Linked DNA regions of Homo sapiens: region 2 is linked to region 1. The links are chromatin contacts, found by Hi-C or POLR2A ChIA-PET in ENCODE. All regions are on one chromosome and are shown on one strand. Each heading gives the region's core, a stretch centred on a gene start or an enhancer-like site at or near the end of the contact. The rest is flanking DNA. Distances are from core to core; before and after follow the strand shown.

Region 1 (6,337 bases), core at 3,153-5,652:
CGCAGCAGAAGCTGGGGATACTGGGGAATGTTGGAAAAACAGGGGCTGGGCCAGCCCAGTCCAGTGGTGGGAACAGGAAGTGATGAGAAGAGGGGTACCCAGGGCCAGAGAAGTAGGTGAGAGGGAAATTTCCAGGTGGAGAAGCTCACAGTAGGACACCAGCAGCCACGGCCAACAGAAGGGCTGCCAATCCAGCTGTGGGAGCCACACAGCCTTTATTATGGGGCTGCTGGGGCCCCCCTTTTGCAGGATACTGCCCTGAATTGCTGCGGTCCTGGTGGCCAGCGGCGCCTCCAGTCAACCTGGGCTCCTCATCCCGGGAGGCCTCGTGTTCTACTCCCTGTCTCGGAGTCTGACTGGTTGGCGCTGGCATGGGTTTGGTGGTGGATGTGGGTCTCACTGGGGCCGAGGTAGAAGTGGTGACAGATGTGGTTGAGGCCACAGTCGTGGGCTCTGGAGGGGGCAGCCGGACAAGGGGTGGGATTCGAGGGGAGAAGTAGGTCTTGTTGCGGAGGTCAGAGTTACAGCGGGACCCCTGGCAACAGGAGCCACTGAGCGTGAACCCTGGGCCTGTTACTCCATCCCGAGTGCAGAATTCATCCTGGACACAGCCCCGGACAGGCAAGGACACAGTCACATTAGCTGCAGGAAGGAGACACAGATAGGTCAGTGGCTGGAGGGAGAGAGGTTGACATGGCCAGAACAAAACTTAGAGGCATCAGACAAGAACAGAGAACCTGACCGGGCGTGGTGGCTCACGCCTGTAATCCCAGCACTTTGGGAAGCCGAGGCAGGTGGATCACTGGGCAACAGAGTGAGACTCTGTCTTGCAAAAAAAAAAAAGAACAGAGAACCCCCAAAATGAGACAGAAAGTCTCTGCATCCATTAATCCCAAAATCTCAACTCAGGTCCTACTATGAGAAACAGACAGACTCACTGTCTTTGGCACATGGTGGATTAACATTTTCCATTGTGCTTTGAATGGAAATGTGTGTAGGCTGAACCAAAAGTAGGGTTTAAAACAAAGGCTTAGACTGAGATACAAGACCTCTCACAAGACCACAGTGCAGAACAAACTTCCTCTACAACCCTCTCACCATTATCCCCTTAGCCTTCACCCTGGCTTTTACCTCCCCATCAGAATTTACTCTTAGAGTCAGAGTTACATCTCCACACCAGGCTCAGTGGTTCACGGCTGTAATCCCAGCACTCTGGGAGACCTAGGCAGGGGGATCTCTTAGCCCAAGAGTTCAATACCAGCCTGGGTAACATGGCAAGACCCCACTGTTACCAAAAATAAAAGGAACCAGTCGTGGCGGTGCACCCTGTAGTCCCAGCTACTTGGGAGGCTGAGGCGGGAGGACTGCTTGAGCCCAAGAGGTAGAGGCTGCAGTGAGCTATGATTGCGCCACTACACTCCAGGCTAGGCGATAGAGCAAGATGCTGTCTTTAAAAAAAAATAGTAATAATAAAATAAAAAAGAACTACATCTTCCATAGCATAACTGGCAGGGGATGGGATTTGAAGAACTTCATTTTCCATGGTTACATTTCTCAATAGTCTGGGACAGGCGGGGGACCCCTTGAGTTTTAAGGGCTAAGAACTAGAGATTCCCCGCAGTGCCTGGGCAGAAGCTTAGAGGCTTAAATACCTCTTAAGTACCTGGCAGCCCTCTATGGAAATGCATTTCCCTCCAAAACACTCTGGGACAAAGCATCACTATCCCCACACTATTAATATGTTGGGGGAAGGGACTGCATTTTCCATGATGCCCTACGATACAAGCACCTAGGCCCCACGATTCCCAGAATGCGTCGCAGGTTAAGGAAACGCTTTGGGTAAAGGGCTCCCTACCGCCCAGGGTGCTTCAGAAGGGCTACCACAACTCCCGTAGGTCCCGTGCTCCGGGGCTCCCTCACCTGCCGTCAAGGTGACGTTGCCGTCGAAGCAGCCCTTGTAGACATGATCGCTGGCGTTGTAGCAGCTCACGACCGGCGGCGATGTACCCTGGCACGCCTCCCGGCTCAGGCCCACACAGCTGTAGCACTCCACGCCGTTGGGCGGGTATGCACTCTCATTACCTGCGAGGGGAGCCGAGAGGAAGAAAAGGTGTCGAAAGGGTTCGGGAACCGCAGCTCGTCCTCTAGCCCCGCCCCTAAGGCCTGGCCCCGGCACTATCGATGACCCCGCCTACTAGTAGCCCCGCCCCAGCGCGCAACCTCGCGGCGCCTACAGCCAGAAAGTCCCTCCTGCTGCCTCTTGGCCCCGCCCCAGAGTGTGACCCCACCCCCAGCCCAGGTCGAGTACTCCCGCCTCTGCCACGGCTCCACCTCTATCTTGGCAGGCCCGAATGTGGCTCCGCCCCCGCAGCTACGGCCCGGCCCCCACGGACCTGCCGGGTCGAGCGCCCGCGAGGTGAGGTTGAGCTTGGCGTTGCAGCGATCCTGAGCGCATTGCTGCAGCTGGATGAACGCCAGAAGCCCGTGAAGATCCAGGCCGCGGTCATTCTTGCCGGGGAGTCCCGAACCGCAACCCCGCACTGCCAGCGAGAATTGTCCGTGGACTAGGGAGAGGGACAAGGGCGGGATTAGCTGTGGGCGTGGTCTCAGATGGGGCGTGGCCCAGAGTTGGGTAGGGTCTGGGAGGGGCGGGGCCTCAAATAGGCCAACACCACAGGACCGACAGGCAGGAATTGGCGGATGGACGCCCCCAAAGAGCCGCTCAGAGCGGAAAGAACGACCGAAGCAGGGAGGAGCGGGGTCACGGAACGGGGGCGGAACCTCAAAGAGCTGAGTCGGAGGAGACAGCCTGGTTGACAGGCAGGGATGGGGAGGTCTCATTGGTGGAGCAGAAAAAGTGCATAGGACGTGACCTCGTTCCAAACCCGAGCTCTCCCCGTCCGCCCCACCCAGTTCTCAACTCTCTGCTCCTCGCGCTTGTAATTGTTAATAGAGAAGGCCTGGCCTGCAAGGCTGTGTCGTAGGGTCCCGGCCAGGCTGAAAGGGAGGGGTGGGGCCGCGTTAAAGGGGCGTGGCCAGATCCAGAAAGGACTATAAGGAGGCGGGGCTGGGCCGGAGGAGCCTGCAGTGGTGTGCGTGGCCCGGGGGTCCCCACTCACTGGTCTCCACCGCCCCCACGGCCTCGGTGCAGACGTCCACGCCCGGCGCGCACTTCACTGTCTTCATCTTGTTCGGGGAGCATCCGTCATCTGCTTTCTGCACGCAGCTGTAGCACTCCAGGGCCTGCGCTCCTGGGGGAGCGGAGCCGAATAGACCTGAGCCCTCCTTGCTAAAGCGTCCACCCCCAAGGAGAAATAGTCCTTCCCATGCCCTCTGTCCCGGGATTAGACAGTCTTATTGCACACACTTTTCCAGGGCAGGAGTAGGGAAAAGCTTTCCACAAATCTGGAAGCACGGGAATCACTGGACCCTTTTCCTTCACACCCACTATGCCAACTGTGGGCACATCCTTCCGACAGCCCTGTATGCCCACTGTAGGCGATCCCCGCCATGAAGCCCCTCATCCCGGGGTAGGAAGGATACCTCCTCACGGTTTTCTGCTCAGAATGAGAGAACTTTTCCCACAGTGTGTGGGAGAACTTTTCCCACAGTAGACTGTGCTCAGTGAGGGATCCCTTCCCACAGCCCCCTTCTGCTCAAATGAGAGAACACTACCCACAGCTTCTCTGCCCAGGACAGGGAACACTTTTTTCTTTTTTTCTTTTTTTCTTTTTTTTTTTTTTGAGACGGAGTCTCGCTCTGTCGCCAGGCTGGAGTGCAGTGGCGCAATCTCGGCTCACTGCAACCTCCCCTCCTGGATTCAAACGATTCTCCTGCCTCAGCCTCCCGAGTAGCTGGGACTACAGGCTCGCGCTACCGCGCCCAGCTAATTTTTGTATTTTTAGTAGAGACAGGGTTTCACCATGTTGGCCAGGCTGGTCTCGATCGTTTGACCTCATGATCCGCCTGCCTCGGCCTCCCAAAGTGCTGAGATTACAGGCATGAACCACCGCGCCCGGCCTAGGAACAGGGGACTTCTTTCTGCAGCTTCAGGATAGGAAAATTTTGCCCACAGCTCCCCTTGTCCGTGGTGGGGAACCCTTCCTACGGCCCATGGTGGAGGACCCTTCCCTCTGCCTCCCTTGCTTAGGATGGGGGAACTTTGCCCACAGTGCCCTCTGCTTATGTGGGGATCCTTCCCACAGCCTTCTCTGTACGGGGCCAGAGGAGCCTCCTCCCTAAGAGCCCCCACTCTACCCCCTCCACCTCTCCGGGCAGCAGACCCACCTCCGCGAAGCAGCAGCAGCAGCAGCCAGCCTGCAGTCCAGATCATGGCCTGGGCACCTGCTTTCCTGGCGGGGTCCATGGCTCCGTCCTGCTCCCTTGGCGTCCCCCCTGGATGTGCCGCCTCCGAGCTCGGGCCCTCTTACCTGAGCCCAGGATGAGTAACCTCGCCCCAGGCAACCCCAGCCTTGCCCAACCGGGCCAACTCAGCGTCGGCTGTGGGGCGGGGCCCCGCCCCTAGGCGCGTCATCCAAGGGAGAGCGGTCCCTGCCCTGTGAAGTTGCCAAGGAGGGAAAGGGTGGGAGCTGAGGTTCCCTGACAGCTCGCGGGAGAAAGTCTGTGTGTGTTTGGAGTGGGAGAGTAGTGGGGCTTAAAGACAGGCTGGGGCTACTCGACATTCAGTGTTCGGTAACTGTTAAATGAGCATCTACAGTGTGCCCGGCTTTGGTCTAGGTAATGCTGGAGATGAAGACAGAACCAGTGCCTGTCCTGGCAGAGCTCACAGTCTGATGGGGGAGACAGATGCTAATCAAATAATCGTACAAATTGGTGTTTACCAAAGAGACTAAGACACTGAAGGAAAAAGTGTAGTGATACAAGGAGATGTGCAGTCTAGAAGTGGGGGCTGGTCGGTGAGGGCTTCCTTGAGGTTATCTGAGATGCAACCTCAAGGGCATGCAGGATGTAGCCAGCTAGAGCAGGTCAAGAGAGGGACACAGCCCTTTACAAGCAGAGGGAACAGCACGTGGGAGCACCTGGAGGTAGGAGGTAGGATGGACCATTCAAACATGGAAAGGAGAGCAGTGCTCCTGAGCTCAGAAGTCCATGAGAGAAGGGCAGGAACTGAGATGAAAGAGTCAGGCAGAGGCCGAGACACTCAGGGCATCAGAGGCCCCGACAAGAGATTTGGATTAATTTTGAGAATAGTAGAGAACCTTTAAGAGGGTCTAAATGAGCTGGAGGACATAATAGATTTGCTTCCTAATATGATCAACCTGAGAAATAGTGCAGCTAGCCATCAAGAAGTAAATGGAGGCCGGGCGCGGTGGCTCATGCCTGTAATCCCAGCAATTTGGGAGGCCGAGCTGGGTGGATCACTTGAGATCAGGAGTTTGAGACCAGCCTGGGCAACATGGCGAAACCTCATCTCTATTAAAAAAAAATAATAAATTTAAAAAAATTAGCCAGGTGCAGTGGCGTGCACCTGCTGTCCCAGCTACTCGGAAGGGTAGGGCAGGAGAATCACTTGAGCCCAGGAGGTGGAGGTTGCAGTGAGCTGAGATCACGCCACTGCACTCCAGCCTGGGCAACAGAGTGAGACCCTGTCTCAAAAAAAAAAATTTAAAAATTTAAAAATTAAAAAAAAGTAAATGGATCTGAGAGTAGGATATATGATTTTAAAAAAGGAAAAAGAAAAAGAAGTGAATGGCAAAAGAGAGTGGTTGGTTCGGCCAATGGAATACTACACAGCAATAGAAAAGATCCAACACCTGATATATGCAGCAACATATCTCAAAAACTTTGTGTTGGGGCCAGGCACAGTGGCTCACACCTGTAATCCCAGCACTTTGAGACACCAAGGTGGGAGGATCACTTGAACCCAGGGGTTTTGAGACCAGGCTGTGCAACATAGTGAGATCCCATCTCATTTTATTTTAAAAAAAGAAAAAACTTGGTGTTGAGTTTAGAAAGCCTTAAACAAACAAACAAAACATACTGTGTAACTGAATATATATGAAGTTTCAGAACAGACAAAACTAACCAGTGGTGATAGAAATCAGAACACATGTTACCTTTGGGAGGGCATGGCCCCAGAAGGAGCAACAGGGAGGAGCCCCCACGATCTTCATCTAGGTGACAGCTGCATGTGTGTACAGATACGTTGAGAATCACTGACTCAGGCCTGTCACTGGACGTATGTTATTCTTCAATAAAAACAAGGTAAAGAATGTCACTGTGGACTCTGTGTAAAAAAGGAAAATGACTCTAGAAGGGGTGAGAGAGAAGGCCAGGAAACCAACAGGGGGCCGTGTAGTTTTCCATGGAAGAAAGA
Region 2 (6,826 bases), core at 1,094-3,593, 240 kb after region 1:
CTCAATTTCTCCATCTGTAAAAGGGGATAACTTGGTATGCAACAAGTTCTTTAAAAAACAGGGGAGGGCCGGACGTGGTGGCTCACACCTGTAATCCCAGCACTTTGGGAGGCCAAGGCGGGCGGATCACGAGGTCAGGAGATCGAGACCATCCTGGCTAACATGGTGAAACCCCATCTCTACTAAAAATACAAAAAATTGGCCGGGCGTGGTGGCAGGTGCCTGTAGCCCCAGCTACTCAGGAGGCTGAGGAAGGAGAATGGCGTGAACCCGGGAGGCGGAGCTTGCAGTGAGCCGAGATGGCGCCACTGCACTCCAGCCTGGGCGACAAAGCGAGATCCCGTCTCAGAAAAAAAAAATAAATAAAATTAAAAAACTGAAAAAAATAAAAGATCTTTGGACTCAAACAGACCTGGGTTTGTGGTGTGGATTCACAATTTATCTGCAGTGTAGTCTTGGACAAGTTTCATAACCTCGTCTCAAAAAAAAAAAAAGAAAAAACAACAACAAAACGGGAATAACAACAGTCGCTAAGTCCTAAGACTGTTGTGAGAATTGAATAAGATAATCCACTAAACTATATCAGTGCTTTCTGAAAGAAATGTAATGTAAGACACGTGTGTAATTTAAAATTTTCTGGGCCAGGTGTGGTAGCTCACACCTGTAATCCCAGCTCTCTAGGAGGCCAGGATCGCTTGAGCCTGGAAGTTTGAGACCAGCCTGGGCAACAGAGGCAGACCCTATCTCTACAAAAAATTTTCAAAATAATTAGCTGGGCCTGGTGCTACGGCCTGCAGTCGCAGCTACTCAGGAGGCTGGGGTGGGAGGATCACCAGAGCCCAGGAGGTCGAGGCTGCAGTGAGCTGTGATTGTGCCACTGCACTCCAGCCTGGGTGACAGAGCGAGACTCTGTCTCATTTTTTTAAAAAAAGTTTTTAAAAAAGGAAACAAACATTGCACACGAGTGAAAACACACCTGTAACATACGTGTAAGGTAGAAAGAGTGACAACGAGAGAGAGACAGCCGTGACCAGCTCCCAGCTCAAAGAAAAGAACATTCCTGATGAGCTTTCACGAAGGACATGGACTCGAGGGGCTCGCGGGCCCTGTGCGTGTGCAAGGCGCGCGCGTGTGCGCTTGGGTGCGCGCGGGGGTGGCCTTCTGCCTGCGCGCGCCCCCACGTCCCCTCCTTGCACCCTGTCTCCGTCTCGGCAGGCGGCCGGAACGTGAACGTACGCGGCTGCGGCTCCCGAGACCTGTGCAGCGCCCTGGACTGGACCCACGGGCTCTCTGTGCTCCCAAGACACTGGCTGTCGAGCCACTGCAGCCCCCACCGCCGCGCCGTCCTAGAGTCCCACTGCCGCTCGGGCGCCGCGCCCGGCCTCCGCCTCTCCCTCCCGGTTCTGGTGGTAGTCCTGGCAACCGCGACGCTGTGCTAAGGAATCCCGCCTGGACCACCCCGCCGCCCGGGAGGCCCCCTCCACCTGCTTGTTCGGCACGTCGCTAGATGGTGCCCTGGCTCCCCTCTGCTGGGGCAATGCGGAGACCTGGAAGCCTCTGGTGAGAAACTCAGGAAGCAGGGATGAGCTTCCTCCCTCAGACTAGCGTTTCCCAAAGCCAGACCTTCTGCTCCAGACTCAGGGCTTACTCAAGGCTAAGTCCTCTTTCCTCACACCAGGGTCCCAAAGGCCATGCCTCCATCAGCCTAGGGTGTGTCTTCCCCGCTCAGACTAAGGCCACTCACCTGCTGCTGAGATCAGGCGTCTGCTCAACTAAGTTGGGGCGGGGCGCTATACCTCCCCCCTCAGATTAGCACCTTCCCCAAGGCCAAACCTCCTCCCTCAGAAGAGGGCTGTTCTTCTTCCTCAAGTTACTAAGCCTCCTTCTTCAAACGAGGGGATACCCAATATCCGGCTGCTCCCAGACACCAGGGATGTGTCTCTTCTCCCACACATTGACAAGCAACTTCTCTTTTGTTCTCCCTGTTTGGGGTCTAGCAAAATCCTGGGCAGCCAAGGCGGGGCTTGAGGATCCGATACACCCTCTTCCAAGGTTTTCAGAGCAGCCTCCTCCACCCCCACCATGGGCCAAGACGGGGCAGGGGGCATGGGTGGGGTGAGGAGCCCCTCTTCTGTGTGGGCCCAATCTCCCAGCTGTAACCAGATCTGAATGAATCACATCTCACAATGCCAAGTGGTTTGAGTTTCCTTTTTCTGAAGTTTTAGCCTCAAAGAGGGCCCTGATGTGGTCCTCTCTCCTCTGAGGCCAGGGGAGGTTAAGTTACTTCAACTGGTGAACCTGGAGGGGACAAACCGACAACAGTGTCTGGCCAGGGTGGGCATAAGACCAAATGCTGCATCTGGAACTGAACTCAGAGGATTGAGCGGAGAAGTGAAACTGGGTTGCTCACCACAGGCAGAATGCCAGGAACCATTTGCTTTCTGCTGAAAGTGGCTGAGCGCAGTGGTTCACGCCTGTAATCCCAGTGCCTGGGGGCTATGACAGTGGGAGGGAGGGCTACCTAAGAAATCACTCCAGGCCATGCACCAGACAGATTAGGCGGCGTGGCTCTAGGGGGCTTGAAAGAGACCGCCCCCGCCAGGCGCAGTGGCTCCCGCCTGTAATCCCAGCACTTTGGGAGGCCGAGGCCGGCAGATTACTTGAGGTCAGGAGTTTGAGACCAGCCTGGCCAATAGGACGAAACCCGTCTCTACTAAAAATACAAAAACTTAGCCGGGCATGGTGGCGAGTGCCTGTGTTCCCAGTCACTCAGGAAGCTGAGGCAGGAGAATCACTTGAACCTGGGAGGCGGAGGTTGCAGTGAGCTGAGATTGCGTCACTGCACTCCAGCCTGGGCAACAAAGCGAGACTCCGTCTCAAAAACAAAAACTGAAAGTAACAGAAAGCCCAACCGAAAGAATAGAAACAATTCATTTAACATTCATCTAACAAATCTTTATCAGTCACAAGCTATGTATTCTTTTGTAAATGAGACACTGGCGATACAGACAAAATTCTGTGCTCTTATGGAAGTGGTATTTTAGTGGAGGAGACACATAATAAATAAATATCACATATCGTACATCACATATCAGTGAGTACTAGGAAGGAAACAGTGCGGGGAAGGAGAATGGGGAACGCTGCCAAAGAGATATGATCTTATACATGGTGAGTAAGAGCCTCAGTAAGGTGACGTAAGTAAAGACCTAATTGAGGAAGTAAAGACCTACGTGGGGCAAGGGAGAAGGCCATGCAGTTGTCTGAGGTGGGGGAGGAGGACATTCCAGGCAGAGGGAACTGGAAAGGCAAAGGCTCCAAGGCAGATGCAGTAAGAAACAGTTAATGTGGGTCAGACGCAGTGGTTCATGCCTGTAATCACAGTGTGATTTTGGGAGGCTGAGGTAGGAGGATTGCTTGAGGCCAGGAGTTCAAGACCAGCCTGGGCAATATAGCAAGATCCCATCTCTACAAAACATTGAAAAGTTAGCCTAGCATGGTGGTGGACTACAGGTATAGCTGTAGTCCCAGCTGGTCAGGAGATCAAGACCATCCTGGCTAACATGGTGAAACCCCGTCTCTACTAAAAATACAAAAAAAAAAAAATATTAGCCAGGCGTGGTGGTGGGCACCTGTAGTCCCAGCTACTCGGGAGGCTGAGGCAGGAGAATGGCGTGAACCTGGGAGGTGGAGCTTGCAGTGAGCCAAGATCGCGCCACTGCACTCCAGCCTGGGCGACAAAGTGAGACTCCGTCTCAGGAAAAAAAAAAAAATTAAAATAAAAAAATTGAAAAAAAATAAAAGATCTTTAGACTCAAACAGACCTGGGTTTGTGGTGTGGATTCACAATTTATCTGCAGTGTAGTCTTGGACAAGTTTCATAACATCTCTGAGCCTTGTGTTCCCATATTGTAAGGTGTTATTGTAAGGTACATTAAGCACAAGGCTTGGCCCACCCTAAGCTTTCAACCAATTGAAATAGTCATGTCTTCAGGTTGTTAATCATGAGGACTGTGCTATTATTTATCCACATTGTATAGAGGAAGAAACTGAGGCTGAAGGAGGCTAAGAGACTGCTAGTATGAAGAACATTGGGACTGAACACACATCTGTCTGACTCTAGAAGATAAAATTTCCCCCCCTTAAACATTAAGAAAATGTCCAAATATACACAAAAGTAGAGAAAATAGTATAATATCTATGACAGACTGATACCCCAATCTATGATGGGACCAAAATGTGACTGAGCCCAGAGCCCATAGCAGGCGCCCAGGAGATGTTTGCAGCTGGAAGCAGTCATTAAATGACCCTTCAGTATCAATCTCTCAGTGTCCAAAATTATGCACATTTTGCCAAATTATCTCTCTCTTCCTTCCCCCTTCCCTGCCTCCTCCTTTCCTACACCTTCCCCTCTTCCTCCCTCCTCACCTCTCTCTTTTGCTTTTTTTTTTTTGAGATGGAGTCTCTTGCTCTGTTGCCCATGCTGGAGTGCGGTGGCGTGATCTCGGCTCCCTGCAACCTCCGCCACCCAGGTTCCAGCGATTCTCCTGCCTCAGCCTCCAGAGTAGCTGGGATTACAGGCACGCATTACCGTGCCCAGCTGATTTTTGTATTTTTAGTAGAGACGGGGTTTCACCTTGTTGGCTAGGCCTGTCTCGAATTCCTGACCTCAAGTGACCCGCCCGCCTTGGCCTCCCAAAGTGCTGGGATTACAACGTGAGCCACTGCTCCTGGCCTTTCCTTTGCTTTTACCCTCCCTCCTTTGCTCTTTCTCTCTCCCTCCTTCCTTTCTCCCTTCTTTCCTCCTCTCTCTCTTTCTCCCTCCTCTCCTTCATACTTCTTTCTTCCTTTCTCCCTTCTTGCCTTCCTATATTCCCTCCCTCTTCCCTTCTTTCCTTTTTGTGCTGAGACATTTAAAGCAAATCCCAGATATCATATTTCACCCATAAATACTTCCCTGTGCATCAGAGCCCATGCTTTCGACTCTTGTAGGACGGACACATCCTTTCTGGGAGGGAGGATGGAATAAAATAAAGCATACTGAGAGCTTAGCATAACCCACACCCATCCCTGCCTGTTTGCAGAAGGCCTAGAATATCCTAATCCTTCAGGGGAGATCTCCCTTCACCCATGGATCTGTGACATTCTTCTAAATCCTTCATAGAAAGCTCATATCAAAAGTGACTAGTTCACCTGTCTCTACAAAAAAATCAAAAATTAGCCTGGGTGTGGGGGCACACACCAGTGTTCCCAGCTACTCAGGAGGCTGAGGTGGGAGGATCACTTGAGCCTGGGAGGTTGAGGCTGCCGTGAGCTGCGATCGCGCCACTGCACTCCAGCCTGGGCGACAGAGTGAGACCCTGACTCAAAAAAAAAAAAAAGTGACTAGTTGAATATGCGTACAAGAGACATAGCCACAGAGCTCAGCATAGTGGTTCAGAGGATGTACTCAGGTTCCAGTCTGTCTGGGTTCGAAAGCCAACACTTTGCCAGTTACTAGTTGTTTTTTTGTTTTTGTTTTTGTTTTTTACCTTTGGAAACAGAGTCTCACTCTGTCACTCAGGCTGGAGTGAAGTGGCGCAAACTCAGCTCACTGCAGCCTCTGCCTCCCAGGTTCAAGTGATTCTCCTCCCTCAGCCTCCCCAATAGCTGGGATTACAGGCGTGCCACCATGCCCAGCTAATTTTTGTATATTTAGTAGAGATGGAGTTTTGCCATGTTGCCCAGGCTGGTCTCCAACTCCTGAGCTCCGGCAATCTGCCTGCCTCGGCCTCCCAAAATGCTGGGATTACCACCATTTTGTGAGCCACTGAGCCCAGTCACTAGTTCAGTTACTAGTGGCCTCAGGTGAGTACCTTGACCTCAGCTTTCCCATTTGTGAAATGGGACAATAGTGGTTCCTGCTCACAGAGTGGACACAAAGGTTGAGAGAGTCCACACATACACAGAACTCAGAACAGCGCCTGGAATTCAGAGTTCAACACAGGTAAATGGTGGCCCTTACTGTCATTATTGGGGAGGGGGAGTGCCCTTTGGGTCATGGGTCCCGTTTCTGTCTGTTACCCAACATGGCCTCCCGTTGTGAAGGTTGCCTACCCCAAGGTATGGGTGTGAAGGAACCTGGGGGTGGTGAGGAAGGAAGCAACATCTCTGCCAGACTGGAGTCTCGGGGGATGGGTCCCGGATATGACCTGTCCTGGCTGAGTCCAGAGTCCATGGCAGGTGGTCAGGAAACATTTGTGGAAAACAGTCATTTAATGGTCCTGGAATCTGCAGGGGTAAAAGGGACTTTGGGGATGGGGTGGGGCTAACCTGGGTGAAGAATTTGATGTTATTGTACATTGCTAATTTTCCATAGGGGCATACATGTAGGCATATTATTCAAGTTTTAAAATTTTACTATAAATTATTTAAAACAAACAAAAACAAATAAAGAATAAGTGGAGTCTCTTGGCACTCAGTTGAAAGACAAGAAACATCAAAACATTTGAAATACATACCCAGTGGCCATAGCTGTCCCTGGCCACAGCTCCTTTCCTCTCTCCTCACCTGAGATCACCTCTATCCTGAACATGGTATTTCCAATTTTGCCACCTACAGGCATGCTTTTGATTTTTTTTTTTTCAGACAAGGTCTCACTCTGTTGCCCAGGCTGGAGGGCAATGGTGCTATCAATAGCTCACTGCAGCCTCAACCTCCTGGGCTCAAGTGATCCTCCTGCCTCAGCCTCCTGAGTAGCTGGGACCACAGTCATGTGCCACCATGCCCAGCTCTTTCTTCCTTCCTTCCTTCTTCCTTTCCTTTCCTTCTCCTTTCCCTCCCCTCCCCT

Evidence for each region. Hi-C counts contacts between places; a loop is a spot of excess contacts on that map. ChIA-PET counts read pairs that join two places held with the same protein, here RNA polymerase II (POLR2A). Pooled maps may share reads with other maps.
Region 2: a pooled map shows a loop between it and region 1 (6-fold over the local background). The contact joins the enhancer-like site here to the promoter of LYPD3 in region 1. A Hi-C loop is called at or near these places in 6 of 50 pooled maps. POLR2A ChIA-PET finds 5 or more read pairs at or near these places in 3 of 52 experiments (H1, WTC11 and activated naive CD4-positive, alpha-beta T cell).

What each region holds. Positions count from the first base shown.
Region 1 is chr19:43,461,206-43,467,542 of GRCh38, forward strand. It overlaps LYPD3 (LY6/PLAUR domain containing 3), which reads right to left and starts at 4,403. Exons shown (of 5, transcript NM_014400.3): 1 at 4,288-4,403; 2 at 3,120-3,251; 3 at 2,394-2,564; 4 at 1,921-2,082; 5 at 1-642. The coding sequence starts at 4,366. The coding sequence ends at 146. RefSeq lists enhancers at 1,932-1,991, 2,022-2,071, 2,624-3,155 and a silencer at 2,222-2,381.
Region 2 is chr19:43,698,333-43,705,158 of GRCh38, forward strand. It overlaps the pseudogene LOC105372412. Among named protein-coding and RNA genes, the nearest start is that of IRGC, 14 kb to the right of the region's middle. RefSeq lists enhancers at 2,112-2,612, 2,971-3,020, 3,031-3,080, 3,171-3,230. Within about 2 kb of position 2,344, at least 35 of the 41 ENCODE cell types and tissues checked have a DNase peak (open chromatin) inside an H3K27ac peak, as active enhancers do.